Linked DNA regions of Mus musculus: regions 2, 3 and 4 are each linked to region 1. Evidence: chromatin loops called from intact Hi-C (ENCODE). Cell type or tissue: left cerebral cortex. All regions are shown on one strand. Region 1 overlaps Arl15 (ADP-ribosylation factor-like 15). Region 2 holds the start of Ndufs4 (NADH:ubiquinone oxidoreductase core subunit S4). Region 3 overlaps Ndufs4 (NADH:ubiquinone oxidoreductase core subunit S4). Region 4 overlaps Arl15 (ADP-ribosylation factor-like 15).

Region 1 (8,000 bases):
CGCCGTGACGTGGCTTTCCCCCCTTTCCCTGTCTGAGGAACTAATGCTATATCACCTCTGTATCAGCTTCCTCGTTGTAAGAGAGTCAGAGTAGGAGATAACGCTGTAGCTAGGAGCACATGCTGCTCTCCCACAAGACTGCAGCTCCATTCCCAACACCCAAGTCAGGCAGATCCCAGTATGCTGGAACTCCAGCTCTGGGGATCCAAGGCCCTCCCTCTCCTGGCTCATGCATGTGTGCATATACATGCAGTCCTGAATACGTGCATGCATGTAGATGTGCACACACATACTAATATTATATTATAATAATAAATATTAATAAACTAACTTAAAAAATGTTGCTGAATTACTTCCATTTACTTATTTATTTATTTATTTATTTGTGTGTGTGTGTGTGTGTAATTACCCACATAGCTACCAGTGGCTAATTGGCCTTTTCCAATTTCCTGACAAATGTATTCTTTAACCAATTTTTTTGGGTGGGGGCTATGTGTTTTTTTTTTTTAAATCACTGTTAAATCAACAGTAAATTTTTTATTTTATTTTATTTTATTTTAAAGATTGCATTACTCTATGGTAAATTTGCTTATCTCAACTTGAATTCTGACTTTGTAACTTGCTTCTTTGTGGCCAAAATCATTCTCATGATCTCTTCAAGACCCAGAACTGGGAAGAAACTGGGTTTGTAGCTAGGCTACGCTACTTCCTTTAATTACGGGGACTGCCCAGCAACTTTCCTTTGCCCGTGTAGAATCCAGCTCCATTGACAGCAGGGCCCACTCGAGGTCTGTTCTGCTTCCAATGTAAGGGATTTCCCAAGAACAGAACATGAAGTTTAGCTCATCTCCTTACGGAGAATGGCTGGAATACAAACGTTACCTGGACAACTTTAGGAGTGCTCCCAACACTGCAGAAACCAGTGTTAGCCCATGCAACTGTCTACATCAACTGTGCTTGATTATTGTACACTTAAATGTTATACCACCACCAACATGCCCCACCTTCCTGGCCTTTCCACCTTACGAAACAACATTCTTAAACAGAATTCTCCATTTCCCTCACTCTCAGCCTCTGGTAGTCCCCACTCTGATTTCTCTATATGTATTCCTAGATAAGGGGGAATGATAGAAACAGGAGGCCAGAAACTAGGCAGGCTGTCTTAGGGCCAGGGACCTTGATTCTTGTCAGAAACCAGGAATGTCCTTTGCTCTGTCCAGAGATGCCAGAAGCGATTGAGGATCTGGTCTTGGTTTTGGTTTCTTGTCATCTTTCTTGTGCACAGCTGCCTGGGAGCTACAGTGAGGGTGTGACCGTATCTCTAGTCCGGATGACGCCACCATCCAGTTTGCACATTTCAGTTGTTGTGATGAATGGGGCTATGAACACAGGTATACATCACACCTGCTCTTTATCATGGCATTTTCAAACACACACGAACGTAGCATGCATAATATAAATGGACCCATGTTCTCAAGATCAACCCCCAGTCCCAGGTCTCCAGATTCAAGGATGCAGAGATGCCTCAGTCCCTGATGCTCGCTGGTAGGAATGTTCCCGTGTGACTGAGAACTGACCCCCACTGTGACTAGTCTTTGGGTCTCATCATACTAATCGCTTGTAACCACAGAAGTCAGAAAGCATGTCCTCCTCCAATTTACAACTCTGATTGCAGATCCCTACCCTCCAATCCCCAAGGCAGGGTGGCCTGTATCCCAGCCTGTCCTCAAATCTCAAACTTCGCTATCTAACCAAGGATGATTCTGGACTGCTGATGTCCCTGCCTGCCCCTCTCCTGTGCTGTGACTGCAGGTGTGCTACCATGCTGTGTTAATACAGTGCAGGGTTGGAACCCAGGGCTTCCTATAATGCTAGGCATGCATGTAGCCAATGGAGATACGTTGTTGCCAGTCCCTTGTCAGAAATGCTAAGAGCAGAGAGCAGCATACTTCAGATCCACTCAAAAACAGTCGGCTTACTTTGATGGAGTTCATTCATCTCCCTGCATGTGGCCTTATACTTTAGTCTTCAAAACGCACAACGCAAATAAATGAGAGTCGGTGGGAGGGAATTCAAGCCAGAAAACAAACAAACAAAAGCAAACAAACAAACAAACAGAAATGAACTTAAACAGACCAGATAGATAAATTATTACTTGAGGAAGCTATACCACTAGTCCTAAAAAAACAAACCTGTACAAAGCCCTTGAAAATATAACAGAATCTGAGGAAGATGACGATACCTGCTTGCCTGCGTGGTGGGCCCTGCAATCTGACCTGGCAGATTGCTCTCTTACCACCCACTAAGCAAAGTAGTTCACACCCTTAGATCTCATTTTCTGCCTCTCTGAAATGGAGAAAATAAAACATACATTGTTCGGCTAATGAAGGATAAAAGATAATGTTTCAAAATGACCTGGCACACGAGAGAGTGGCACGAGTCTGGGAGTATGTGTTGCATGCTCACGCTGTCCGATTCATGTGTCATTATCCCGAAACTCATTAAGAGGCAATTCTTAGATTTCAAAATTTTTGTGTTTCACAAAAGGACAGCCCGGTTTCCTGTTAGAATGGGCGTCACGGTGCTCTCTGGGCATTTGGAGGAAGTCACGGTTGTTAGCCTGGCCAACTCACGGCTGATATGATGTAATGCCACCAAACTCCACAGTCCCCTTCTGAGGAGGCTCATGCCGACGTCTATGCTTGTGTGTGTGTATCCCTGACAGTTGCAAAGCTAGGCCTCAGCAACAAAGAGACACAACATTGCTCAGACTGATGCTCTCTCTCCTCGAGAAATCGACAGTCACCGTGTCCATAGGCTGGCAACTATATGAGGCCAAAGGATCCAAAGCCTCACTCTGAGACAGAAAAATGAGACTCACAGAACCATGTGACGTAATTAGTGTTTACCCAGAACTCTGATATGCTCATGCAAAAGGCACTTTGAATGTAAACATTTTTTTCAGGGCTCTTGTTTTGTGAGACCAGATTGAAAGCAGGGCAGTAATTAGCATGTTAGGATGGCAGAAAGGGTTTTAAAGAAGGTGTGCACGCAGATGTCCCCCGCTGAATGAGGGGATGCAAACAACCCTCTGCAATCAAATGATTGCTAAATAAAACTTGTTTCTCGGGTGGGCATCGGTGTAGACGATACATCAGGAAATCTGGAAAAATGGATGTACCCAGGCTCCCGAACAGCCAAGGTCTCTGTACAAGTAAGCCTTAAATATTCTGTAAAAACTCCAATTAATTTCAAGCGCTAACAGCCTGGCTAAGATGGAAATTCTTCAGCAATTAGCCTCATTCCCAACAGGATCAAATGCAAGCAGCAGCCAAGGCAGTTTAGCGCCCAAGCTCGGGGTGTGTTCAACGGGAAAACTGCTGAGTGCTGAGTGTGAGCTCTGTACAGCGCTGATATTCCATACACGGCCCTGTGGGTGGGCACTTTCATACATGTGAACACACACACACACACACACACACACACATGGGTGGGCATTTGTGCCCACCGGTGGGTATTTTCTGGAAACAGATGCACCCTGTTTAAATCCAAAGTTTTGCTTCCGAAAAAAATTGGAGGTAAATTGAATTTTTTAAAAAAAAATTTGTTTTTAAATTGTATTCTCACATGCCCCCAGGAGGTTCGTATCTCGGGGAACCCTGTCATGAATATTCTTGCAAGTAAAGAACTGTTTCATGATGAATTGAAAAGCACCTCTAAGTCACCTGCAGCACTGTCTTTGCTTTGTCATTTGGAAGTTGTTTTGAGACACTTTAAAAATAAAACAAAACCACTTTTCCTCTTTGAATATTTAATTTCAAAATATCATATTTTCTTTTTTAATCTGTTCTGGGATTCATTTAACTTATTTACTCTCCCCACCCCGAGAACACAATGCCAGTTCTGGAATGGAACCAAAGGGCTAAGTGATCTGAATTTCCTGTGAGAATTTCTTTTATTTACAGTCAAATTTTAGGAACTCCTATGAGCTATTTGGTAGGGAATACGTACATTTTTGGATTTATTGAGAAGGAAAGAATTCCTATATGGGAGGGAGGGTATAAGCAACATGATATTGCAGCTCACCCCAGTCAGGCAGGATAGAGTCAGGGACATATGTGTCAACGAGACAATCTACTGGAGACATTTGCTATAGCTTCAGTGGGCTGTGTAATAGTTCACAGTTGAGTTAAGGATCCCAAACTTTCTTGATCCATGAATTTGTTAGTCTTGGACAGTTCTCATAGTGTCTCTTGGCCAAACAAAATACCCAACAGCTCATTTATTAAGTAGTTAGGTTCAAACAATTCCTAAGTAGCTGCCTTTGTGAGCTAGTAGGAATTTGAAGAAAACAAAACTAAGAGTTAAAAAACAAAAGTGTACATTTATTTTTAAACCACAATTCCTTAGGAAAGGTTATGCATATCTGTCAGGCCCTGTGGAACTTCAAGTCTCAGGGTCAGACTGGATGCTTCCAATTGCACAACTTAACCTCTATTACCTACCTTACAGTGTTTGCCTTTTATGTCCCCAAACTCAACCTTAGAGAGAGATGACATCATCAAAAGGAATGTAGCGCCACCTAATGTTGAAACTGTGAACTACTTCAAGGTACCAGTGTGTTGGGGGTACGGGGGAGTTGGAAAATCACCAACTACTCCATGTTTTACTCTAAAATTCCAAAATATCCTCTATGGAGTAACTGTGGTACGCTGGGGTGGGAACTACAAAGTTAAACGGTAAAAAGGGACTTTGCATTTTTCTGAGTGATGGAGTCCCGTGCTGAGATGTCAGAGAGCAGGTGTGCGCACATGCACACGCACACATACTCAGTGCCTAGCACTAAGTGGTGGTTTCTTACTGTAACACAGAATTGAATCTATACCAGCTTTGATGTATACCTTATCTTCAGATGAGAGCGGTGACACCCCAGATAGCTCGCCCTTTGAGAATGCTTGTATGACAATCTCCATGCAAAGGCATTAAAAACCATGTTAAATTTCAGTTTTGCCCACATGTTTCTACGATTAGGTGACTTGTTTAGTTTGTATAAACTAGAACCTTCTTATGTGACTACTGTTTTGTGTTGTAACATAACCTAGTATCCAATACCAACACGGCCACGGAATTAACCATTATAGATGCCTATCGGTTGCTAATGAAAAAAAATACCAGGTATCTAAGCACAATGGCTGGAAGGTATTGATACGCTGCACTAAAAGTTAAATATTAAGTGGTTAGATACTAGACATTAAACACTTGCTTTGTGAAGAGACCCTCGAAGCATTAACTCGGGATGTTGAGTAGCAATTACAGATGGTGCCCTCCAGTAAGCAGAAAGTGGGGGTTTTTCTTCTGAGAGATGGCCCCGCTCCTAGTCTCTCTACAAAACGGCGACTCTCTACAAAGCCTCTGACTTCTCTGTACATGGCCACTGCTGACCCAACTGCCGAGTGAGTCCACAAGACTGGGTTTGCTATTATCTCAGACTTTCCCTTTTCCCATTTCAGGTCTTTATTTGAGGTGGATGGTGGGTAGAGAAGGGATTGAAACAGGCTCTCACTATGTAGCCAGGCTGACCTGGAACTCACTATGCAGCCAGGCTGGCTTGGAACTATGGCCGTCCTCTTGTCTGTCTCCCTAGGACTGGAATGACAGGTGTGTGTGCTACCAAGACTAGCCTTTTTTGTTTTTTTTCTTTTTCTTTTTGTTTTAAAACCAACTCTGGTCAACTATGACCCTGCCTTTTAATACTTCCTATACATTCTCTTCATTTCCCATTTCTTGTCCCCCAGGGCTCTCCTCTTTCTCCCAGTTTTTATCTGCAGACTTACTCTCCTCTCTGCTACTTTGCAAAGGCCTCCCACACAAATTTGAGGTAACAGCAATTTAGCAGCATGCCTCCGGTGGAATAATCAGCCATCCTGATTCGTTAGAGTCAAGTCCTGGCTGAGTCTGGGATTAGTGATGCTTATCTCCTTAGGACCATGGCAATCTGCAGTCCCAAAAGAATTACAGGGGCGGGGGGTGGGGTGGGGGGATGCTCCATTCAGTTGCGTTAAGTGGGTCATTTTTTAATCAGCAAGGCCCAGAACTGCATTACCAATGTGGATTAAAATGAACTCAACTCGAATGGCGGTGTGCTCATTGTTAAGATATTTGTGGTTTGCTGCAGCAGGGAAGACCCCAGGTCCTAACTCAGTGCAATGGGGCGAAATGAACCAATGGAGAGGGACTGTAGTGAGAAGGACGTCCTATGTAGTGACTGCAGTGGCTTTGAGGCCCCACATTCGACGGACTTGTATTCTGTTATTTCCAGACATGCTGAGATAGAGCATTCCATCTCATGAACATTTTAGCTCATTTGAGGAAAAAAAAAAAAAAGCAAAATAAACAAACAAACAAAGAAACAAAACAAAAAACCCTAGAAGCCTTTTTCCAGTGGCAAAGTCGTTTAGAGAGTTTAGCTTCTGATTACTGTAATGATGCAATGTAACAATATGAAATTCTTTCATAATATTTAGGAGTAAGTTATTACTGGTGGAAACGGTAATGTTTCCTAACAAACCAAGGATTTCAGGGACAGACCACCCAAATGTATTATTATATAAAGATGTCAGTTACATAATTACATGAGAAAACAACACATTTTACTTTTTTTGTTGTTTTTTAACAACAATTATCCTCCCTGGGGAAGAGGGGCAGAATTAGCTGCTTAGCAGAGTGCCTCCTAGGGGCACCAATTATCTCAGACACATTCAAACCAGGGCCTTGAAAATGTACATTAAACCAGAGAGAGAGAGAGAGAGAGAGAGAGAGAGAGAGAGAGAGAGAGAGGGAGAGAGAGAGAGAGAGAGGGAGGGAGGGAGGGAGAGGGAGAGAGGGGGAGAGAGAGAGGGAGAGAGGGAGAAAGAGAGAGAGAGGGAGAGAGAGAGAGGGAGGGAGAGAGAGAGAGAGGGAGGGAGGGAGAGAGACAGAGAGGGAGAGAGGGGGAGAGAGAGAGGGAGAGGGAGAGAGGGAGAGAGAGAGAGAGAGGGAGAGAGAGAGAGAGAGGGAGAGAGGGGGGGAGAGAGAGAGAGAGGGAGAGAGAGAGAGAGAGAGAGAGAGAGGGGGGGGAGAGAGAGAGATGGAGAGAGAGGGAGAGAGAGAGAGGGAGGGAGAGAGAGAGAGAGAGAGAGAGAGAGAGAGAGAGAGAGAGAGAGAGAGAGAGAGAGAGAGAGAGAGAGAGAGAGAGAAAGAGAAGCCCTTTCTTAGCCCTGTCCCGGACTTCTGCCCTGTCTGAACTGCTCTGTGAGACCACCAACAGTGAACGGGTTTCAAAACTCCAAGGCACAGTTAAACGCAGACCATACTGGCTCCCTCATCCTAAGTTTTACTTTTTTTCTTTCTCTAGAATTACTGAAAAGGTCTTCTACTGGGCTGAGATGTGGCTCAATGATAAAACACTTCCTTAGTCTACACGAGATATAGTGAGCACAGCTTTGAAGGTCCTTGCACCCGCAGATCTCCCGAATGTTAGAACAAGGAACGTTGAGCACAAAGGATTGTCTTTCCAATAGGAAAGACGCAAGAAAGCTGGGAATTGAAAGAGTTTAAGAGCCTGGTGATCTCGGATATCTCAGGGCCAGGCCGTACGAAGTGCCTACAACCAGGACTGGAGATACCTAATATTTAAATGACCCTACATTATCTGTATAGCCAGAGGTTCCCCGAAAGCTCCCATAACCAAGACCAGAGGTAGGTAATAGCCCAGATGACTTCTACGCTGTCTGCATGGCGGAGACTGGGCTAGACCCTTCCTTAGGCCTTTAAGCTGGTATAGGCGGCCTATCTCTAGAACCCATCCTCTTGGAATAAATGACATGCACCCTAAGTTAAGTTTCAATGTAGTCATGCTTCCTTATGCACCGGAAATTATATTATCCTCGGAAACTTTTATCCAAGTTAAACTGTGTTTATTTGTTGTGGATGAACCACCAGGCAACACACCGCAGTGGCTT
Region 2 (8,000 bases), 310 kb before region 1:
CGTTCCTTCTCCTCCTCCTGTTTCTCCTCCTCTATCTCCCTTGTTGCTTGACCTTCCCCTGACCCAAGAAGCCTTTCTTTTCTCATAAGGGATTTCAGATCCTACTGGCTCTGGACCAAGTAATGTGCTAGCTGCAATATCTCTTCAGGGAAAGCAAGTATACAGCAGTTTTGGTCTCGTTTTGTAGGTGTTAGGTTCCATCAACAAGGAAGAGGGAGGTAGGGAAGGGTCTGAGATGTAGTTGCTACCTTATACAATGATATAAAGTAATAGGTAGGATCTGGGGGCCTATGGGATAGTGAGGGAATTGGCAAGAAAGAGTACTCCAGTGAGCAACAGCCTATGGAAGACTGGGGCATAAGAGAGAAAAACTTCTGGTGAGCAGAGTGGAAGGAGTCTGGTGAAGAAGACCGGAAATAGCCTGTTTTGAGAAGATCAGGTATTTTTCTCTTTGCCCCAAAAGCAATGATAATCCCCGGGAAAGAGTCATAAATCAATGTTATATAAATTGGTGTTCGGGATAGTCCAGTATGGACCGTGGTATACATTTAGGTAAAAAGTGAGAATCAAATTATATAGCTTGGTAATTATTGTAAGTAAAAAGAAAAATCTTTATTTGGTCAATATTTATTGCAGAATTTAAAAGACAAATTTTTCCTGGAGGTAAGAAAAGCCACTAGGAAATTGATCTTCGGGGCTGGAGAGAGGGCTCAGCAGTTGAGAATTCAGCTGTTCTCGCAGTCTTGGGTTCAATTCTCAGCACCCACACGGCAGCTCACAACAGTCTATAAAACCAATTCCAAGGGATCTGACACCCTCACACAGGCATACATGCAGGCAAAAACATCAGTGCATGCACAATAAAATTAAATAAGCCATAAAAAATGAAATCAATCTTATTTCTCAAAGGATTTTTGCTCTTGCCTCCCTGGTCATATTATAGAACTTCCACAAACGGCTACAACGTACAAAATGCAAAGCAGAAGTAAAAGAAGCCTGGAAATTCATACAGAAATTTCTAGGGTGAGATTGAAATTGGAGGTTAGAAAGAGCCTCCCAGTGAAGGGGACATGTGAGAAAATTATAGGAGGAAGGACAGAGACAGAGAGCAGGGGCAAGGGAAAGAGGAGATCACTGGGAGAAGAGTATTCCAGATGCTAGAAAAGCATCCTGGGCCTAGAGAATGTCCAAGGTAAAGTCTTTCAGACCGAATCATGCCTGGTATATTGGGAAATATCTATTGGGTTTAGAGTATAGCAACTGACGGAGAACAGAGTAAGTTCTAACAGAGTAAGTGAGTAAAGTCAGGAGTCTTTTTCCCTTCCAGTGTTAGGCCTGAACTCAGGCATATGTCCACGATAAGCCAATGCCATACCACTGAGCTACATCTTCGTCCCTACATTGGCCTTAAAAAATATTATAATAAGGTGTCTGGCTTTTCCGAGGATGAGCTGAGCTAGAAAAGGTGTTTAGTAGAAAAGAGGGGAATGTGTGACTTCTGACCCCATAGTTTTGATTGCTGAGCTGAAGCAGATTGGGCAAATGCAAACATCCCTGCAGAGGGGGACTGTGGTTTGGATCAGAGTCCTACTAGGAGAGGCAGGGAACATAATCAAATTCTAAATACATTTCAAAGATGGAGGCAAAAAGAGCAACCAAGGACCACCCTAAGAGGCTCCGCTAGACAGCTCAGTGGTAAAGTACTTGCCACCAAACCTATGACATTAGTTAGAATGAGAAAACTGACTGTTGAAAGCTGTTCTCTGACCTCCACATGTGCCGTGGCACCCATTTGTATGCATACATACATAAATAAGTACATTAAGAAAGAATCATGACAGGTATTGTGAATACCCAGGCCAACGCTATATCAATATGAAAACTAATGTTCTCCCATCAGTGTTGGGGTATCGTTTGAGAAACAACGTTGAAGACATTAGTGGATGAAAAGGTCTGTGAATACTCTGGAGGCTGAAGAAGGAGGGTGGTAAGTTGAAGTCTAGCCTGGATAACATCGAGAGATACTGTCTCTTACAAGAAACAAAGAAGCTAGGAATGTAGATCAGTGATGAACTGCACACCTGTCCCTGGATTTGACATCGCAGACTTGGAAACAAAAAGAAAAGAAAAGAAAAGGTTTGTTGAAGCACTGAGGAGCCAGGTGCGATTAGATAGGACACTTAAACCTGGTTATCGTTTATAATCTTTGCTTTTTGTTACTTTTAATGGCCATTGGAATGGAATGGGTGACAAATGGAAGGGATGATGGAGATAGGAAGAATAATCAAGATGGCTCCGCCCCTTTTCCGGGTGGGGCGCGGGGGGGGGGGCGAGGTGTTTGCTTGGTAGTTCCAGTGACAACCTTCCATACTCTACCCTCAACCTCAAATCAAAGGCTTATAAGAGCAGATCACCAAGCCTTTGGTACCTGTATGCTAGGTAGGCAAGCACTCTACCAACTGAGCTACATCCCCAGCCCCCACTAGATTTCATGTAAATCCATATGGTCTTTCTTTCTTTCTTCCTTTTTTTTTTTTTGCGAGGCTAGCTTTTTAGTGTGGAAAATATGATTATTATAACTACAGACCATCAAACTGAGTGCAGCCTGTTCTGAAGGCTTGCAAACGGAATCTGGCAACACTTTGGGAAAGTACTACTTTAGTTTCTCAAAGACTCAAGAAGCCCTCCGGCTCTTCCAGTGGGCCCAGCCTCAGATATTCCGAGTTCTTTGAAAAATTATGAGTTACAGGTGTTTACATTTTTCGAAGCGTTTTCTTTTGGGCTTCTCAGCCTCAATGTAAATGACCAACCTTACTAACAAGGATTACTTTCTATAGAGGCATCATTTGCATTCACTGAGTCCTTTCATCCATTTCCCTCTTTAGTTCTTTCAGCTAGAACTTTAATTTCTTTTCTAGGTCCTCAATCGCAAAAGGAAAACAAACAGAACATGCCTCTGTTTCACTGCGGCCGCATTGCTTTGAGAACGGAGGAAGTGAGTCCCTAGCGGGGATCCGTACTCGCATCCTGGCGTTTGCCTACAGGAAGATGGCGGCGGTCTCAATGTCAGTGTCGCTGAGACAGGCGATGTTGGGGCGAAGGGCAATGGCTACAGCTGCCGTTTCCGTCTGTAGAGTTCCATCCAGGTAACATAACTGTCAGCCTTGTCGAGCTATTCATTCAGGGTTCCCAGGTCGCTCCACTTTGGGGGAGGCTGGGCCGGCTGGGCCCCGGAGGCGGCCTTGGGAACGCGTCCTCCCTTGACCCTTCCTCGGGATGCGGGGACCGACGCTGGTTTCCGGCGAGGCGCCTGCGGGGCCTGGGGTTCTGCAGCTGCGGACGGGCGAGGGTCTGTGCGGAGGAGCTGTGAACTGGATCGTGGCTCCTGAGAAGGGGAGGAGTCTGGGCGACCTCTCTCCCAATGTCCTACATCCCTTCCGCTTGTCACCTGCTTGCCCCATTCCAGCCTGAAAGGGTAAATCCCTGCTATCCTTTCCCTGGCTTTAGTTAATATCGGCTGGGCTTCCAAACAGAAAGGTTGTTGTATTCATCATTGTGCATAAGAGGAAAACTTCTCAGGACTTCAGAGTTTATAGCAATATCCATCGGAAGGTTACAGCGTACCTGTTTTTTGTCTTTCTAACCAGTGCGTTCCAGTCTTAAGTTCCACCACGGAGCTACGCTCTCAGGCAGCAAGGTGGCTTTTATTTTGATTTGTTTACTTCGTTTGTTTGTTTGAGACAGATCACACTATGTAGCCCTAGATGCCGGAAGGTTTCTTGTGGTGACTGCCCCCTCCCTTCCCCCCCGCCCCCCTCCGCAGCATTGCTCTATTTTACGTAGTCTCTGTTTTCCTGGGTGTATAAGATACTGGGTTTTATCACTTGTTTCGAAGTTTGCTCCTGTGAAGAGTGGCCTTGTATTGACAGCTGCATGCTGTGGAGACTACATTCAATGTTCACAGTGAGGATGGGTCTGTAAGGGGTGGGAAGAATGTGGTACAAAAAAAAAAAAAAAAAAAAAAAAAAAGGAAAAGTCTGGCACACTGGTACAAGCCTTTAATGCCAGCCAGCTCTGGGGAGGCAGAACCAGAGGCGGCTGGATCTCTGTGAGTTCCAGGACAGCCAGAGCTACTTAGAGAGACCCTGTCTCAAACAAGACCAAACCATTAAATACCTTTAAGAAAGAAAAAGGGAACTAGTATCTATCAAAATGCTTGTTAAATTAGTGTTAAGCTCAATACAGAGGGAATACAGAGTTAAAGTGAGCTGGTTGGAACTTTTGGAGACAAATTTTGATGCAGTTTTAAGTAGTGGTTGTTTTGTGGGAAAGAAAAGGTTGCCCTTAGTAAAGTCAGGAGATTTGTAAAAGGCCTCAGGGACTGGGGATAGAGTTGAGTTGGTACAGAGAGTGCCTAGAGTTCATGATGTACTGGCTTCAGTCTCCAGCACCTAATAAAACGTTCCTCGGGCACATAAACTCTAATCCCAGCACTCCAGAGTTGCAGAAAGGGTGGGGCGGGGGCTTTTCTGCAGACAGTAGTAGAGCACTATATCTATCTATCTATCTATCTATCTATCTATCTATCTGTAAATAGATATATATATGCGTGTGTGTGTATATATATATATATATATATATATATATATATAGAGAGAGAGAGAGAGAGCGCAGTCACTGGAAAATAAATACTGTAATACTGGTGGAAAGTAAAAGATAAATTTGTAATAAAGTGTTTTACACATGAGGAACTTGGGAAAAACCAAATTGTTCTCTAAGATAAAATACTCCAGTGATTACTTTATGCTGACCTAGTTTAGACCTTTCCCACTTACACATTATGGAGATTAATTTACATAATGTAATACTAATGTGCTCATTATAGAACTTGAACTGAAAACAAATTTAAGGGACCATTAGTGTATTTCTCAACAGTTATGTTAGTTGAAGTTAAGATAATACTTGATTTTACAAATGGGTAGCTATTACTACACATCTAAATGTAACAGGTTTTCCTTGTAAATATGTTATTAGAGATTTGAAAATAGCATATATATAAGTTATATAAGATCGTGCTTCTTTCGTAGTTAAAAACATTAAAACCCAGAGGAAATAATTTTGACTGTACACTACCGATTTTTTTTTTTTTTTTTTTTTACTTTTGTATGTGCATCTTACTGGAGACAATTATGCTTCCCCTCATGTTTATATGGAAACTTTTTTTTTTTTCTTTTTTGAAACAGGGTTTCTCTGTATAGCCCTGGCTATCCTGGAACTCACTCTGTAGACCAGGCTGGCCTCAAACTCAGAAATCCGCCTGCCTCTGCCTCCCAAGTGCTGGGATTAAAGGCGTGTGCCACCACCGCCCGGCTTATATGGGAACTTCTTACTGTATATGCTTAAGTTAATGATTTGTAAAGACTGAATAGAAAGAAATCCAACCCATGGGGCAATTTAAATGTCAATTGCTTTTAAAAAAACTTTTTGTGATCCTTAAAGAAATGAAGGTGAGCCAGACCTGTGAGGCAGGTGGTGAGGGAGCAAGAGGTGAGAGGTAGAGGAATGGGAGCCAGTGTCAGTGGTCGAAGGAAGCTCTTACCTATGACACTGACGCTTGGATTCAATTATAATGACAATGTAAAGAAAAAAAAAACCAGCATGTAAGAAAGAAAAAGTAAAACCACGGATATGTGTCCTGACAGTCATCCGTTCGTGCCCTTACCCTCCCTAGCCATCCTAAGGAGTTTTCTGGCAAAACTTGTACCTATTTAAGATTCGAGTCTATCAACAGATAAGTTGGTTTCTCTTTCAAAATAGTTGACATGTGGGACTTAAGATTCTTGTCCTGTTTGTTTCCCCATCATTTTTAACACGATCATGCATGAGTGTATTACCTTTCCTCATAGGACTTCCCAGATTTAGACTGATCTTGTGTTTGCCTGCAGCATGGCTCTTAGGATAGCAGAGCCCCAAAGGCTGTTAGCCTTTCTCTGTGATGAAGTGTAGGTGTATGAGACTTGAGTGAAGTCTCTTTTCTGCTCCCAACCTCTGGCTGTATTTTGTGGTTTCCTTTCCCACTGTGCAGTTGAGCCTGTAGAGACTTCCAGTGAGGAAGTGGCTCGAGGACACTTGTTGACATCAGTTCTGTGTTTACTATACCTTCATGGCAAGGGAAAGTCTAAATTGGTAAACATTCTACATCACTAGGTTGGTTTCTATCTACTTTACTAAATATTTACTTATTTTGTATGTGTATGTTTGTATAATCATTTGGGAAAGTAGATCTTAAGAGTCATATTAGTGAGAGCCAGGTAGCTACTAGCCTACAGAAATGTGAATTTAAAAGAATTATTTGGCCAGGTAGTGGTGGAGGCCTTGAAGATATGGGCACAGGGGAAAAATTCCTGAATAGAACAGCAATGGCTTGTGCTGTAAGATCGAGAATTGACAAATGGGACCTCATGAAACTCCAAAGCTTCTGCAAGGCAAAAGACACCGTCAATAAGACAAAAAGACCAGCAACAGATTAGGAAAGGATCTTTACCTATCCTAAATCAGATAGGGGACTAATATCCAACATATATAAAGAACTCAAGAAGGTGGACTTCAGAAAATCAAATAACCCCATTAAAAAATGGGGCTCAGAACTGAACAAAGAATTCTCACCTGAGGAATACCGAATGGCAGAGAAGCACCTGAAAAAATGTTCAACATCCTTAATCATCAGGGAAATGCAAATCAAAACAACCCTGAGATTCCACCTCACACCAGTCAGAATGGCTAAGATCAAAAATTCAGGTGACAGCAGATGCTGGCGAGGATGTGGAGAAAGAGGAACACTCCTTCATTGTTGGTGGGATTGCAGGCTTGTACAACCACTCTGGAAATCAGTCTGGCGGTTCCTCAGAAAATTGGACATAGTACTACCGGAGGATCCAGCAATACCTCTCCTGGGCATATATCCAGATGTCCCAACTGGTAAGAAGGACACATGCTCCACTATGTTCATAGCAGCCTTATTTATAATAGCCAGAAGCTGGAAAGAACCCAGATGCCCCTCAACAGAGGAATGGATACAGAAAATGTGGTACATTTACACAACGGAGTACTACTCAGCTATTAAAAAGAATGAATTTATGAAATTCCTAGCCAAATGGATGGACCTGGAGGGCATCATCCTGAGTGAGGTAACACATTCACAAAGGAACTCACACAATATGTACTCACTGATAAGTGGATATTAGCCCAAAACCTAGGATACCCAAGATATAAGATACAATTTGCTAAACACATGAAACTCAAGAAGAATGAAGACTGAAGTGTGGACACTATGCCCCTCCTTAGAATTGGGAACAAAACACCCATGGAAGGAGTTACAGAGACAAAGTTTGGAGCTGAGATGAAAGGATGGACCATGTAGAGACTGCCATATCCAGGGATCCACCCCATAATCAGCTTCCAAACGCTGACATCATTGCATACACTAGCAAGATTTTATCGAAAGGACCCAGATGTAGCTATCTCTTGTGAGATATGCTGGGGCCTAGCAAACACAGAAGTGGATGCTCACAGTCAGCTATTGGATTGATCACAGGGCTCCCAATGGAGGAGCTAGAGAAAGTACCCAAGGAGCTAAAGGGATCTGCAACCCTATAGGTGGAACAACATTATGAACTAACCAATACCCCGGAGCTCTTGACTCTAGCTGCAGATGTATCAAAAGATGGCCTAGTCGGCCATCACTGGAAAGAGAGGCCCATTGGACACGCAAACTGTTTATGCCCCAGTACAGGGGAACGCCAGGGCCAAAAAAAAATGGGAATGAGTGGGTAGGGAAGTGGGGGGGAGGGTATGGGGGACTTTTGGGATAGCATTGGAAATGTAATTGAGGAAAATATGTAAAAAAAAAAAAAGCTAAATTTCCAATGCCTTCTGTTTTCTTCGTTTAGCAAGGTATATTCTTTATTTAAAACTATTAGCTGGTTCTTATGTTTTCTTGT
Region 3 (8,000 bases), 230 kb before region 1:
TAGTAATGTAGCCAGCCAATATAAGATTTTTCTTTCCTTACAAGGGGAATTTATGACAGGAATGTATATAATTCTAGGGATCATAATGGAATCCCAGAAAAGTGGCACAGTGACGCCCACCCAGAACTTCATCAGCAGTTTGGGAGACTGCAGATCAGTGAGAGCGCCTTCAGTGTTTGGTTTATATTTCAGATCTTGCTGATGTCCAGTTTACTCAGAATATTTCTTCCTTTTTTCTTCTTCTCAAGATTGAGTAGCATGTAGTGCAGACTGACATTAAGTTCTCTATGTAGTGAGGCAAGACTTTAACTTTTCAAACCTCCTTCCTCCACACCAACGTGCTGAAACTACAGGTGCATGCTTCCCATATGTGGTTTGTATTCAGTCCTGGGGATTAACATAGGAGACATCTAGGCAAGAACTTCACCAGCTAAGCTGTGTCCCTAGCCCTTTACTTGCATATCTCTGACCACATGGTTATACTTCTATAAACATAATAATAACAGCAACATCTTGGAAACTGAGACATTGTAAAAAGTCTGTATGGATTTATAAACTAACAATACCATTCTAAATTGAAGAGCCCAGTTGGATGTCAGGTCTTCAAATGTTTGTTTTTGTTTGAAGTGGACCTCTACCTTTAAAAACCCCACTGTTTAGAGATTTGAGAGTAGGCGCTCTCTTTTTGAGGATTCAGAATATGGAAGCTTCTTAACTGCAATGGTTTAACATCCCATGCAACCCATTGTACATAGAGTGTGTCACAAGTGAAAAATGTGTTTCCTCCAGCTAACCTGTAGAACCTGGTAATTTAGCAACACGGATGTTTACCACTGTGGCCCAACACTGCTCACTGCTTCACTGCACCTGCTCAGCATTCCCGTGAACAGTTACATTTGAAAACCAGCTAGATAGTGGGAGCTCACACCGCTAATCCCACCACCTGCAAGGGAGAAGCAAGCCCAGGCAGAAGCTTATGAGTCCCAGGCTAGCCAGGGCTAGCCAGGGCTACACAGAGAAAGCCTGGCTCGAAAAACAAACAAATGAGTGAACAAGAGAAAGAAAGAAAATCATTTTCTTGGACCGGTGAGCTGGCTTAGTGGATAAAAATCAACTCCTGCAAGTTGTCCTGTGACCTCCACGTGTGTACTAGGGCGTGTGTGTACATGTATACACACACACACACAAATATACACACATAAACACATATACACACAAAACACACATATATACACACACAACACAAAGACATATACACACATTAAGATGTTTTTAAGAGAAAAACTGTTTTGAGTGCACATTGCTCCATCACCATCATAAAGTTGAAAGCCTTAAGTGAACTGATTATAAACTGGCGTCCGCACTGGCGGTTCTACTGCTCAGTAATTCCCTGGCATTGAAAAGTCACTTTGGGACTCTTCTGGAGTTTTGTAATTCAGAGCTTTATCTTGTCATTTCTTTTCAGAGATTATTACAGATAAAATAATTCTGTTATAATTTGCTTGATAGTATAGCAACCGTCTTTTCTAAGCAATGTATTTAAGACATTGATTTTCTTCATATTAAATCATGGGAATTCTTTCTTCTAGCGCTGACCCCCTCTCCAACATGGTTCTGACCTTCAGTGCCAAAGAAGATGCAATTGCCTTTGCAGAAAAAAACGGTATGACTCAGCCACCTGCCTGCCCCTCCTCCCTCCCTCTTTGCCTCCCTCATTCTCTTCCTTCATTTCTTCCTTCCCTTCTCCCCTTCCTCCCTCTGTCCCTCCCTCCCTTCCTTCTTCCTACATCAAGATAAGATTTTGGGGTTTTTTTTGTTTTGTTTTGTTTTGTTTTTTTGGTTTGGTTGGGTTTTTTGTTGTTGTTGTTGTTGTTGTTTGTTTTTTGTTTTTTTGTTTGTTTGTTTGTTTTTCGAGACAGGGTCTTTCTTTGTGTAGCCCTGGCTGTCCTGGAACTCACTCTGTAGACCAGGCTGTCCTTGAACTCAGAAATCCACCTGCCTCTGCCTCCTGATTTCGGGGATTAAAGGCGTGCGCCACCACCGCCCAGCCAAGATTTTGTATTCTTAACCTGAAAATTACTTAAAAATATGAAATTTGGACAGATACTTAGATGGCTACACCAATCCCGTTTGTTTGATAGAAAGAACTAACACCCACACGTTGTCCTTTGACCTCTGCCTGAGTGCTGCAGTGTACATGTGAACGCACAGTAAATACACGTAAAGAAAACATTTTTAAACGGTTAAATATGGAATTTGACCTGAAAAAAATCTTTATGTATCTAACACAGTAGTTTTTAGGCTTGTTTGTTTTTCTCCACATCAAAGTTTCTCCCTGTCCTGATCACAAACTATAAAATGGAATGACCAATGTTACATCCAAGACCAAACTTGAAATAGAGACAGAGGCTCACACATACCTTGTTTCTGAATCTTTCTGCAAAAATTCCTAATACTTAGTCACTTAAAATCTAATTGCATATATGATGAGGTGGTCTGTTTCAGTTTTAACATTTCACTGTAAAGTTCTTTCTTCTTTTGATCTAAAAATCTAATGCCCATTATTCTACCTAATAGCCTATTAATTACTTGAAGGTAGTTATTATCATACTCATCCTAAACTTTCCTTTAAGCTTAAATGTCCACATTTGCTCCTTTAGCAGACGTGACAGGTCTGATACCAAACATGATTCCAGTTGTATGTTACATTTATGCAGCATAGGAACATGTAGAAGCTTTTCCAAAAGTAGTTTATGGTGATCTTGCTATAAACAAAATTTTAAAGTTCTTTAAAAATAATTTCCTGCTATTAAGCTAATACACTGTAGTGGAAAGGAGGCATTGGGGCCAGAGCAGTCTATATCCATTTTTGAAATTATGTGTTTAATTTCATTTTCACAGTTAAGAGTACTTATCAGGGCTTAGTTGTTAGGAATGCCGTCTGCTCTTCCAGAGAACCTAGGTTCAGTTCCTAGCATAGACATGGTAGCTCACAGCTGTCTGTAACTTATACATGTGGTATCCAGATATATTTATATATCTATGTATGCAGGCAATTCACATAAAATTTTAAAATAGTATGTATGAAATGAGACTATCCAGTGTTTACCTGAAATATTGGTAATTGGTAGTGATTGTCTCTGATCTCACTTGCTTCTTTGCATCTTTGCAGTTTGTGTCTCTTGTACTTAAAATATACTACTGTGTAGTTTTACCCAAATAATTGTGTTTGACAATACATGTGTTTGTGTGACTTTTCCTGGGAGATGTGTAAGCCAGTGGGTATCTCCCAGATAAGGCACCAGCCAACAGCAGACCAAAGAAGCTGTTGTACCCGAGTCTACCTTGTGGACCAGTGATAGCTCCAAGTTAGCTATTATTAAACAGCCAACCATCCCGGGGGATGTCCCACAAAAGCTATCTCCTTGATGCTGACTGCTCACTTTGTAGGCAGCCCCACTAAACAGTCTCCTTTCCCCAGTAACTGTTCACTACTTATACAACCTCAATGAGGAGCCTGGGAATCTTACAATTGTCTGGGCTTGCTACGTTTCCTCAGTTTCCTGAGCTGCTTCTCCCTCCACAGATGGGACAGTTAAATTTAAGGAAATAGCTTGACAGTGTGTCGTGGAATCTCCTAAGTTTAATACAGAAAGTTTAATACAGCTAGGTTTCATTGTATGTTATCTAGGAATGAAATAATACCTTAACTACATTGTTAGTGTAAGGTAGTATATGTGAGAAATTAATGTTATCTGCTCCATTTGATGTAAGAATGTGAAAGCACCTTAGATGCCTTCTAGAATATTTGTTGTACTTCCTCATTCAGTTCCACAGAGCCCATGATCTAAAGTCGGTTCTGGGGGTGAACAGGCTAATAGCAGAGCGTATGCCGTGCATACCCTGGGTTTAAAGCCAGACCAACGGTATTTGAAACCATGGCTGGTCACCGTGACTTTGTATGATATTTCTGTGTCCATATGTAAAATGAGAGCTGCTGTGCGGATTAAATGAGTTAATAAAAAGCGAAGTGATTAAATTGGATCTGACACAGCATGCATGAAAGTACATAAATATATCTTGTTAGTAATAGACCAAAGGCTTTTCTTCAAAAGCTTTAAGTGTACTTTCGTTGGACACTTTTTGGCCAAGTTCTAAATTCCTTACATATGAAATTGTTGACTGCATAGCCATATTACTACTTTAATTCAAGATAGCATTGTAAAATATTCCTACATTTTAATTAAGCAGTTCTATTAATGTTTTTCAGCCTTTCAGCCTTCTGTACTTCATGTCTCACACCTTGCAAATTACTCATCTGGGGTTTGTATCATGAGTTCAATAACAGGAAATCTAACTAAACTGTTAAACCCCTGGCTAATCTTTCTCTAAGTGGTCACAAGGCATATATGACTACAGTTGCTATGTGAATTGCAGGCGTGAAGTAGACACTGCTGCTGTTGAAATCAGTTGATTTTCTAATTTGATTTACCTCCCCAGGAAAGAAAGCTGGTTAGTCAAAGTCAGTAGGAAGTGTAACTTGAGAAAACTCAGCAGGCGGGAACTTAGAAAACCCCACTGAGGGCGGATTGACACCCTTAGTCTGTAGCAGAGCTGAGTCACTGCTTCTCGCAGCACCTTCACAAAGCCTGACGCATACACACTTATACCCTGTACCCTGGAAGTAAGGACTCTTTAGTCTCAAGAATTGAAAGCTACACCGAATTTGAGAGTGACGTCATGCTTCATGTTCATGGGGTACTGTGATCTGCTGTGGTTCTTTAATACCTAGCTTTCTGTAACTTTTACGTAGGTAGGTCCTACTTCTTTAGATATACTAGAAGCAAAGTATTTTAGCCACTGCTCTACTGCTGTGGAGGACACCTTCACAGTTGCTGTTCAATGCAACATTTATCAAAGAAAGCATATAAGTGGGTTCTTACAGTTTCAGAGGTTCAGTCTATTACCATCTGGCAGGAGCATGGCAACAGGTGGTGTTGGAGGAGTACCTTAGAGAGAGTTACATCCTGATCTGCAGGCAGAGAGAGACTGCCTGAGCTGTGCTTTGGAAACCTCACAAAGTCCCACCCCAGTGACGCACTTCCTCCAAGAAGGCCATACCTCCTAATCCTGATACCGGTTTCTCTGACTAAGCATTGGACTATATGAGCCTATGGCGGCCATTTTTATTCAAACCACCATACAGGGTCTAAAGAAATGGCTTGGAGGGCTACAGAATCCTCATAGCTTGAAAGATCTTCCTCAGACTCCCCAGCAGCCTTCTCCATTATGATTTACTTCTTTTAAACTATTGTAAGGGACGTATAAATTTTTAAGCCTTCCTTTCCCCCATATCTAACATCATTTTATTGGGAGCTAATGTAATGAAAAGTTAGGTGAGCCAATATCTAAATTACCAGAAGTAGAACATGGAAATGCTTCAAGCAGATGGGCTGTCATATACGTTTGATCCCTGTTCATGGGAGGCTTGGGGCAGGAAGATTAGAAGTTCAAGGGTATCTTCAGCTATATGAGGCCCTATCTCAAAACAAACAGACAGACAGACAGACAGACAGAGGGTGGGGGGAGGAGAGGAGAGGGGAGGGGAAGGGAGGGGAGGGGAGAAAAAAGGAAGGAAGGAAGGAAGGAAGGAAGGAAGGAAGGAAGGAAGGAAGGAAGGAAGGAAGGAAGGAAAAGTCCCAAAGCATTGTTGCATAAAAACTGCTAGATTAAGAGGTTAGCAACTAGCAAGTCCTTCAACATTGCCTTGCCACCCAGGTTAGCTTAGACAATAATGTACCGCTATCCTTGGTCTTTAGTACACATTGTTTTTCATCTTTGAATGAGAAGGTAGGTTGGGTGGGACCACCCCATGACCTCATTGTTTTCTCTGCAGGGAAATGTGTTTGTGTTGGTAAAGGAAACTCAATGGCTCTCCGTATATGTGTACTTTTAAGTAGTGCCAAAAGTCAGAGGCCAAGGTAAAACTGTCACAAAACAAAAAGATAATTTATATACTCAGAATAGTCTGCAAACAATGTATTTTTTTTTTTAGTTTTTCCATTTCCCCAATATCTAAATGTTGATTTTTAAAAAGGAAAGTCCTGATCGTCATTTCCTTGCATAAGCTATGTGTACAGAGTTAGTTCAGTGAGGAGTAAAACTCTCCGACGTGCTTACTTTTCTTTTTGTTTTTTTGGAGCGCTTAGGCAACAAATGTCCTCATAACAAATAACTAAAACCCAGGAAGTGTGAACAGTCATTATCCGTATTTACCACTCAAGGAAACTAAGGTGTAGAGGCATTAAATAACATAACATTATATAACATTAAATAACATTAAGTAGCAAGGTCATGTATTAACAACTTGAACAAATTTTATTTATTTAAAACATCATGGGCTAGTGAGGTGGCTCAGCCAAGGAAAGCACTGATAACCTGAGTTAGTCCCTGGATGGCATAGCAGAAGGAAAGCACTCACTTCCCCAGGTCGTCTTCTGACACACACACACACACACACACACACACACACACATACATAAAGTAAGTAAAAGTGAAATCAAGTCACACTCGTTTATAGACAGGCCGTGCTGGCTCATCTAGTCGATTGAGTTGTTGCACTAGTGACCATCTGCACCTGAAGGCCTAAAAACAATTACTCCTCGCCCATGGCAGACAGTGCTAGCTGACCTCTAGTTAGTTTACTCCTTGCCCATGGTAGACAGTGCTAACTGACCTCTAGTTAGTTTACTCCTTGCCCATGGCAGACAGTGCTAACTGACCTCTAGTTAGTTTACTCCTTGCCCATGGCAGACAGTGCTAACTGACCTCTAGTTAGTTACGGAGTTTTGGGTGTAGAGGATTACGCTCAGGGGCGCCATTCACTGCGCTCTGCTCCAGACACTCAGGGACATCACTCACCACTCACTGGGCTCTGCTCCAGACCTGATCTTTTCCCTGTCTTCTTTTGGTCCATTTCCCACTCCCACTGGGAAAGCTCTTTTCCTTCTAACTTTTAGAAGGTTTTTTTGTTTCTTTGTTTTGGAAATTAAAAGATAATTGCACTATTTTCTATTTTCCTTCCTTCAATCCTCTTGTGTATACCTTCTTCTCCCTCTGTCAAATACATGGCCTCTCCTCTTTTTCTCTAACAATTGTATTTATATATGTAAATATGCATACATGCAAGTCCTCATAATGTTTCTTGTATGTCAATGCTTTCAGAGCTGACCCTTGGTATTGAATAACTAATTAGGGAACTCTTCCCTGTGGAAGACTCTCCTGCTCTCAACATCCCTTAGTTGCCTAGAGTTCGTTATCTTAGGCTAGGGCTCGGTAAGATTTCCCCCTTTCGTGTCAATGTTTTTCGGGATCATTCATTCTCCTCGTTTTCCTTGAGATTTCATAGGTATGGCTTCCCTCGAAATACATTAGGAGATACAATTACACTACAGGCATCCTGCTTCTCTGACTCTGAAAGCTTTTCTGTGGCCTCTTTCCTGGAAACTAGATGCGGACCTTGTATTGTAGGATGAGATGGGACTAGGCACCATTTGTTCTCTGCATTTTGATGAGTTGTGGTTTTCTATAATGGTCTCCACCTATCACAAAGAGATGTTCCCGTACTGCGGGATGAGAACTACACTGGTCTGCGAGGATAGGATCAATCTTGAGAGTGTAGTTAGAGACTGTGCTAGTTTAGTAAAGTGTTAGTTTTAGGCCTTCTCCAAGATCCATTGACTTCACTAGCCTTGAGTAGTTGACTAGGTTTGGAGCACCAAACATGATTTCCCTCTTATTGAGTAGGCCTGAAGTCCAATTAGACAACTGTTGGTTACTGCCATGTCCTTTGACCTCTTACAATGACTTTGCCCTTTATAGCTCCTGCCATGCTCTAGGGTTAAGTCATTATGTAAGATGTAGTAGTTCTGATGTTAAGTTCTAAGCACCTACCAGAAAAAAAACAAAATTTTATTCATCTTTATCTTTAATGTGTTCAA
Region 4 (8,000 bases), 190 kb after region 1:
TTTCTGTCTCTCTGTTTTTCTCTGTCACCTCTGTCACGCCTCTCTCTCTCTCTCTCTCTCTCTCTCTCTCTCTCTCTCTCCCCAACCCCTCCCTCTTCAATTCCTCTTCCTCCTCCACCCCTCACACATACATACTTGTTACAAACCTCAGGGGACACAATTTAGCTTTCGATATCAACCATCCAGAAACAAGATTGTCCCTAATCAAGCAGACAGTTTTTGGTAACCTTACATGGGCCTCTGTTTCTCAGTAATGCTGACTACTGAAATCATTTTTCCAGTCACTGGAACCCTCAAGTATTTTGGTACACAAATGAATGCTTCCTAGAGCTGCATTGTGAAGGTGAAGTTTCCAACAGTCCCCTATGAGGCAGAGCACACACAAGGCCTCCATAGCTCCACAAAGCATCCTTGCTGCTGGTGGAACGAGCACACTTATTCAGAGATTATAAACTTCCCAGGACGGGGAGGAATCATGATGTGAACTCAATGACAACCAGAGCGTATTGTTTTCCTAATGTCCAAGTTGGTGACGTCTCACACTGCTCAGCCACACAGTCCAGTGCTTGTTTTTAATACTATAGTTCTATAAATTCCCCAGACCTGGGAGTTGCTACCTACACGCCACAGCAAAGTTGAGTGCTAAAAAAAACGAGTTTCTGAATTATAAATGATTTTCACTCTAAGAGAGAGAAATCAGGATCTATGTTCGTAAAATATTAACCAAGACACAAAATGTCCCACTGTGACAACAGAGGTGGAGAAACGAAAACGAAGGCCCACACTGGACACACACAACCATCGTCTCTGCCAGACCCCACTCTATCCCAGGGCTCCCATGGGAGGCTTGAAAGAATCTGGACCGCCCATGTCTTCACGACCCCCCCACCTCACCCCCAAACACTTCTGACCTCAGAGTGAGCAAAGGCTTTTGGCGACAGGTATTGCTCTGAATCAGAACCTGTGGTACCTACATCTGAAGGTTATCAATCATTTACGTGGCATTTAAAGCAACTCCAGGCTAGAGCCTCCTTAGAACCCTTCCTTATAACCTACCTAAGGCCTAGTCCACACATTCAAAGTTGCTGAGAGTGGTAATACCATGGCAAGTTTTATGCCCCGCCCTGCCCCCATTTCTGTGTGGGTGAAAACATTTAAAACCTGAAAGTTTCCCTTCGTATTTTTAATCAATGGTCAAAATTAAAGCCCAAGTTCTCAACCCTTAGTTTGAGGCAAGCAGAAGTCTAACAATTGACACTGAAAACAAATAGAACAGTTGTTCTCAACCTGTGGGCTGTGACTCCCTTGGTGGCCAAAGACGCTTTCACCGGGGTCACCTCAGACCATCAGAAAAAAGAACAGATTCATAACAGCAGAAAAATTATACTTAGGAAGGAGCAATGAAATTAATTCTATGGCTGGGAGTCACCACAGCATGAGGGACTGTATTAAGGTGTCGCAGCATTAGAAAGGTTGATAACCACCATGCTAGAATAAGTGTGGCTTGCACACTCTCTTCAGGTAGGAACATGGGATTGATGGTTAGCTTGCTCCCAATTCCCATGTACTTTTGACAAACCTGCTATGAGCTCTGTACTCAGTGTGAAGTCTCTGGCAAGCATGTTTGGTTTGAAAGATCACTGCATTTAATCTTTAAACATGAGAGGACCACATGTTAATCAAGTTCCATGTGAAGGCACCTGTTGCCAAAGAAACTGCTCCCAAGATACACAACTAACATGATCTGGGATTTGAACATGGGTGTCCATCTGCTTACAAAATAATGGTGGTGATGGTGTTGGTGGTGACACTATACTGCCCCTCAGGGAAAATTCAGGGAGGATAAAACACTAGTGGATAGTTTTTTCTTCCTAATAAAAAAGAGTTTGGGACCTGTACCTGGATCCTAATATACCAATGGCCCCACATAGTGCTGCCCTTTTGCTGGAGGGTCCATCTTGCATTGATGAAAAACAAGTCTTTGACTTGTTAGTGTGGAATCCTCCAGGAACCAGGTGGGGCCATACTCCTTTAAATTGCAAAACCTGGGTCCCACTCAGAACGTGATAGCTGGCATCTCGTACAAGACCAATCAATCATTCAACAAGTCTTATTTGAGTGGCACCACCCTGAACTGATGTTTTGCTGTGTAGTACCAAAAGGAAGAAAGCTGTGTTCCTCTCCCCTCGGACCTTCTGGTCCTCTGGAAAGGAGAACCAGACTTACAGGAGTGCCATTAAACGTTGCCTTCCTCATGTTCATAATTTTCTGGAGGGAAAAGAGAGGCAGCCTCACTTGTCTGTATCCAGCAGAATAGAGGCACCTGTCTTCTTCCCTTACTCCCCCCACATTTGCTTGAGCCATTCCCCTACTTCTCCTACTAGTATTTCTTTGGCTTAATCTAGACTAGGGGTTCTCAACCTGGGAGTCACAACCACTTTGGGGTCAAATATCAGATATCCTACATATTAAGTATTTACATTATGATTCATAACAGTAGCAAAACTAGTTATGAAATAACAACAAAGTAATTTTACGGCTGGAGGTCATGAGGAACTGTATTAAAGGGTCACAGCATTAGGAACGTTGAGAATCGCTGCTCTAGGTTACGTTTAATTAATAAACTTTGGAAAGTTCCAGTCAGGATCGCCAAGCGCTACAGAGCTAGGAGCTAAAGGCTTAGTCTTCATGCTATCTGCGCTAAGGTTTGGACTTGCCATCAAACTTAGGGGTCATAACCTGTACTTCAAGTCAGGTCTCACCCATCCTCAGTAAGCCAACTAAAAGAGCCAAATTAGAAGCAGAAAGCAGAGAGAGAAGTCGTATCCAATGCATGCAGCCACTTTGGGAAGAACAACAAAGGAATCCAGCAAACCCCTCAAGTCCACAGGGTTCTGAAGTGAGATCAAAGTTCAAACAGAGGATCCGCATCTTGCCCTCCACTGACCCATCATTATCACAGTCTTAGTTTCATCTTGCAAGGTGGTCTGACAAGCTGTTGGAAATGGGTGGAATCTCTTTCAGAAAGACAAATTCGCCCTCTGGCTGATGCCCTTCCCTCCTCCCAACATGAGATGGGGGGGGGGGAGATTCCCATTTCTTCGTGAACCATTATTTCAATGGTCTGATAGTCAGATTGGGAGACACAGTGTCCCTTGAAGATACCCTCATTCCTGACAGACCAGTCACGGGCCTAGTAGTCACAATGCCCACAACTCTGAAGGGGGACGCTGGAACCCTGGTCCCTTGCTTTCTTGCTTGCTTTCCGGCTACCATCAGAGGTGTCCTGCCAGATGCCTCGCTCTATCAGTTACTTCTGCATCTCTGGGACAAGACACCAAATAGACCCGTGGTTAGGTCTATTCGCTTAGGCCCGTGGTTTACCGCGGAGAAGGCAAGGCATCTCAGCCATGGCTGAGGGTAACACAGTGGTCTGCTCACGTGGGCCATGCACCGGCAAGCCAAGAGAGACCAGAACTAGGGGCAGTATGACCTTCAAGGGACCTATACTCACCATCCAGGCACGACCTCCTCAACATCTCCACAGAGAATGCCCACCAAAACAGCAGCAGAATCGGGGGGAGGGGGAGAATAAATATCCAAACCCTGAGCTTGTGGGGCACGCTTTGGATTCAAATTCAAACAACTGCCTCACCATTAGCCCATAGAGCCCAGAGACCACAGACAGAAGCCTTGCCCCACCTTCAGGTGGGTCTCCTCGGGAACTGTGTCCGGGCAATGGCAAGCTAACAGAAGACAATAATAAACAAACAAACCTTAGGAGAAACCATTGACAGGCTTTATAACGATCACGTGCAACATCTAAGCCTGCTTAATCCTGCAAGCTACATAATTTGCATACAGCCCCAAGACTGTGCAGGGGGAAAGAACGGATTCCAGGACTTAAAGTAACCAGGGCTCCTTTACAGCTACAGCTTAGAGACGCTGCCAGCGGGATTGGCGTCCTGAGCTGATAGTCTTCGTTCGTTTGATCAGAATCGATTGACTGATCATTCACCCCAAGAAGGAGATGCTGGAGGTGAACAAGGAGGATAGACTCCCTGCCCCCATGGACGTTAGAGTACAGAGAGGAAGCCACACAGTAAGAGGGGAATCACATGAATGGACAGTTAAGCTCTGAGAGCTGAGCACTGTGAACCTCGAAACAGTTTAACAGTTAATCAATTATACATCCAAAACTTGGGGGGGGAGGGGGTGCGGAGATGTCTGACAAAGGTAGCCTAATTTAGATGGAGAGCCTAGGGGTCGGGTGGGGCTGACTTAGTTGAAAGTAGGAGTTACCAGACGGAGAATAAAGAGAACAGGGGTTCAGGTTGAAGGAGCAGCAGTTTGCCCAAGGAGGCAAAGGACTTGATTCGCTACAGAAATGGAAAAGTCTGGTGTGGAAGCGGAGGAGCTGTGAGTGGGAGAGAAGAATGGGAGCAAGAGAAAGATACAGGAAGCCAAATACAGGAGTGCAGCCATGCCAGCACCTCCTGTTCCAGGACGGTAGGCTCCGGTAGGCTCCGACAGCCTCCATGTAGCAATCCAGATGCAGGATGCTGATAGTTAACAGCCAAACCCACTCGTGAAAACACCGAGCCACTCAAAAGCACACTGCACGCTGTGGGTCCCCTTTTCTGATCGCCCATGCTCCCCTGAGAGACGCCTTGCTCTTCCTGAGGAGAAGGCCAGTGACCCAAGGTAAGCAGACAGTGAAAAGGGTTCCAAAGCCACTGAGAGGAGGGGAGAGCTCGTGACCCACGTCTAGCGCGCCCAGCTCCTCCTGACTGCAAGGGTACTGCTCCCTGTACATGCACGAGAAGAAGGAGACTCTGCATCTGCTCATTAAGCCTCTCTGCAGCAGACGCTGGGACCTGCAACGCTACCCCTCCCTAGAGACACAAAAGGCACAGACTGTCGCTCAGGACCGCTGCTCTGCGGAAGCCCTCATGCCGTACAGACGTAGTAGCCATCCTTTGGGCCGGAAGACTGTCACGGAGGAAAAGAAGGAACGGACTTCTAATCCAAGGGGCAGGATGAATACTTGCTCCTGAAACTGCACCCAAATAAAATTTTAAAATAATTTCTAAATTGTTGCAGAGGCTTTAGACATCAAAGACAGCTCCTGTTCCCAGGAACATGCAAGACTGTAGTTGATCCTCTGCACGCCTGACACTAAACCTAAACAAGCAGAGTAGAGAAATGAACAAATGGCCCCCACAGGAAGGGACAGCACCCCAGGTGCAGGACAGCATACTGCCGAAAGCAGACTAACTCAAAGCTCTTCTAAGACGGGATTGGATTTCAGGTCCTCTCTCCAGCTTCAGGGAGCCAGACAACGAATGGCCCAGCCACCCAAGACTTCACATCTTTTTCCTGAAAAGACCAAACAGGGTCTCGCCTCTAGAATTCCTCAGGCATGAGTTACAGGCAAAGCACACAGCACTAAGAAGAGTATGGTGCGACTGTAGCAGGGATACCAGGTACCCAGCCCTACAGTAGCCTCTGAGCCCTGGCTACCAGGCTTATCCTCACCAAGCTGGTGCTTCTTTGTTGGAGAATCTAACCAAAGCCAAGAGAAAACACCTTAAAGATCTGATGACTGAGAACCCTTCTATTAGAGGCAGGCAAGGACCTCCAGACGTCTGAGAAAAGCTATTAATAAAAGCAACAGGCAACAAAAACACAGAAAAAAGTAAAGGCGTGAGAGCTCGCCAGTAAGCAGAGATACGGCATATAAGCCTATAGCCAGGCAGTTTTAAAGTCTAAAGTTAAAAGACATGGGGGTGGCAGGGTAAGCATGCAGTTGCCAGGAGAGTACTTTCCTGGTGTGCACAAAGCCCCAGCATTGAACCCCAGAACCCATAATCCATGGCAGCACTGTCTGCAGCCCTAGTACCTGGAAGGTGGAGGGAGGGAGGAGGCTCAGGAGTCCAAGGGCCACAGCGTTTTTCTCAAGAAGTACACAGAGAAACAATCCAGCCGTTCAGAGCACTGGCAGCTCTCGCAGAGGACCCATGTTCAGTCCCTGGTCCCCCACACATGGCTCACAACTATCTGTAACTCTGCTTCTAAGGGGACCTGACACCCTCTCCTGGCAAGGGAGAGTGACAGGCGTGCACATGGTATCCAGACAGACAGACAGACAGACAGACAGGCAGGCAGGCAGGCAGACAAGCACTCAGAGGCATAAAGTAAGTATTTTCAAAGCAAGTAAATGAGATACGTGGTATCCACGAGAGGAAATCAGCAATGCCATGTCCTAAAACAAGCAGGAAAGGGGAGGTGAAACTTGAAACACAAGAAAAGTCTCTCATTTGAGGGGGGCGAATCTCCTGGAAAATAGGACCCAATTGAAAAAGACACACAAAAAGAAGTGTTGACAATTAAGGCCCTCGCTATAAAAAGAGCCAAGAGAAATGGGAAGAATTCCAAGCAGACTTTGCAGAACTTAAGGATTTGAATTTTCCCTCCCCTCAAAGGGCCTAGCCCTGGCTACACACAGGGCTGTAGAGCAAAACACAGCGTGGAATGTAAGAAAAACTACAGTTGCCAAACACAATTAGAAATCAACAAAATCCTGCCAACCAAAAAAGGCTAGAGACAAAGGCTCGAGGACTAAACAGAACGGTGCCTTGAGATGCCGCACCAGAAACTTAAAAACAAATGGCACAATGCCTTTGAAATCGTGAGGGAAAATAATGGCCGGCCTAGGACTCCATCCGCACCCACTAAGGCATCAATCATGAGACTGATAAGAAAGGTCTCAAAATCGTGACCTCCCATGCACCCTGGGGTGAGCGAAGAAAGAAGACCTGGATGCCAGAGGGGACCTCACAGGAGAAGGGGTCCCCAGCACAGCAATTCAGGGGCCAGGGCCACCACAGATGACAGCCACACAGCCCTAGACAGCCATCAGACCAAAAAGAAGCAGATCGGGGGCTCTGGGAGAAGGAAGAGTCACCAAGAAGGTTAATCTGACAGGATTTGATACCATCCTGATTATCACATTAGGAAGAGAAGATCTGTTACGACTCGGGGTGGAGGTGGGGGTGGGGGGAAAAGGAGCAAACGCGAATAAATCAATGACATAGCAACTAAGGAAATATCACAATAATTCACCCTAAGGGAAATCAGATTGGGGGGGTGGGGAACGACACATGAGCGTGCTGCAGCAGACGGCAGCCATGTCAACCATGTCTACCATTTTTTTAAAACAGGACAACGAAGAGACTTAGATCTACCCAAGTCCCCAGCATTAACATCCTGGCAGTGGCAGGAAGAGGTGAGAGAGGGGAAAAACTGTTTGCTGAGGAGAACAAGGAGAGGAGAATGTTAATCCTCCGTCTGAGGCTGGGAGCCACTGAGGATGTCAATCAGACAGGCACGAAGCAGCAGTGTGAACACACTGACCAGGGACACAGCAATAAAGAAAAATAAAAACAAAAACCAAATAGTTGAAAATAAACAAAACCGGAGGAGGAGAAGGAGGAGGAGGAGAAGGAGGAGGAGGAGGAGGAGGAGGAGGAGGAGGAGGAGGAGGAGGAGGAGGGAATCACAGCTCACTTTTACGTGTCTATGAAATAATTTGACGTTTTAAATATATATTGACCTAGAGCCCTGATTTTTAAAGAAAAATTACTAAATAATACACAAGGTAAGAGATGTGGAATCCGACTCAGTCTACACTCATGTATCCACTTGTATGTTCATGAAATCATTAGAAAACTATGTATGCCTGTATTCGGCAGTGCAGTAGCACTCTTCTTCTCAAAGGAGTATCTTGAGGTCTTTGTTACTTGAAAGAACGTTTAATGAAGAGAAATTACTCACCTCCAATCAGCTGAGGTGCCTAGACCCTGGCCAGACATGCTGGATTAAAAAAAGACGAATTTGTGAATGCTATTTGTAAAGTCAACATTCTTCCCAGGCCTTTGAAACTGGCAGTCTAATTTTTTATCTGTTATTAATTCATAACAAAAAAAAAAACCAGCTAC

Evidence for each region. Hi-C counts contacts between places; a loop is a spot of excess contacts. Peaks named below come from ENCODE experiments on the same cell type or tissue, not always from the same donor. Only the 100,000 strongest peaks of a DNase experiment are listed, where the experiment ranks them.
Region 2: it touches region 1 in a loop (2.9-fold over the local background); 2 of 42 quality-filtered maps call a loop at or near these places.
Region 3: it touches region 1 in a loop (2.2-fold over the local background); 3 of 42 quality-filtered maps call a loop at or near these places.
Region 4: it touches region 1 in a loop (2.8-fold over the local background); 13 of 42 quality-filtered maps call a loop at or near these places.

The regions. Positions count from the first base shown.
Region 1 is chr13:114,072,749-114,080,748 of GRCm38, reverse strand. The region is part of intron 4 of Arl15 (ADP-ribosylation factor-like 15); the gene reads right to left. Among named protein-coding and RNA genes, the nearest start is that of A430090L17Rik, 75 kb to the left of the region's middle. In left cerebral cortex, a CTCF peak has its summit at 4,588 (motif pointing left); a DNase peak (open chromatin) is centred at 4,581.
Region 2 is chr13:114,383,105-114,391,104 of GRCm38, reverse strand. Ndufs4 (NADH:ubiquinone oxidoreductase core subunit S4) reads left to right here and starts at 3,011. Exons shown (of 5, transcript NM_010887.2): 1 at 3,011-3,146. The coding sequence starts at 3,049. In left cerebral cortex, no CTCF peak of the experiment used is centred here; a DNase peak (open chromatin) is centred at 3,025; H3K4me3 peaks cover 1,780 bases; H3K27ac peaks cover 1,187 bases.
Region 3 is chr13:114,301,480-114,309,479 of GRCm38, reverse strand. Ndufs4 (NADH:ubiquinone oxidoreductase core subunit S4) reads left to right here. Exons shown (of 5, transcript NM_010887.2): 4 at 1,590-1,663. Among named protein-coding and RNA genes, the nearest start is that of Ndufs4, 83 kb to the left of the region's middle. In left cerebral cortex, no CTCF peak of the experiment used is centred here; DNase peaks (open chromatin) are centred at 140, 4,606 and 4,953.
Region 4 is chr13:113,885,767-113,893,766 of GRCm38, reverse strand. All of the region lies in intron 1 of Arl15 (ADP-ribosylation factor-like 15), which reads right to left. Among named protein-coding and RNA genes, the nearest start is that of Arl15, 95 kb to the right of the region's middle. In left cerebral cortex, no CTCF peak of the experiment used is centred here; a DNase peak (open chromatin) is centred at 4,442.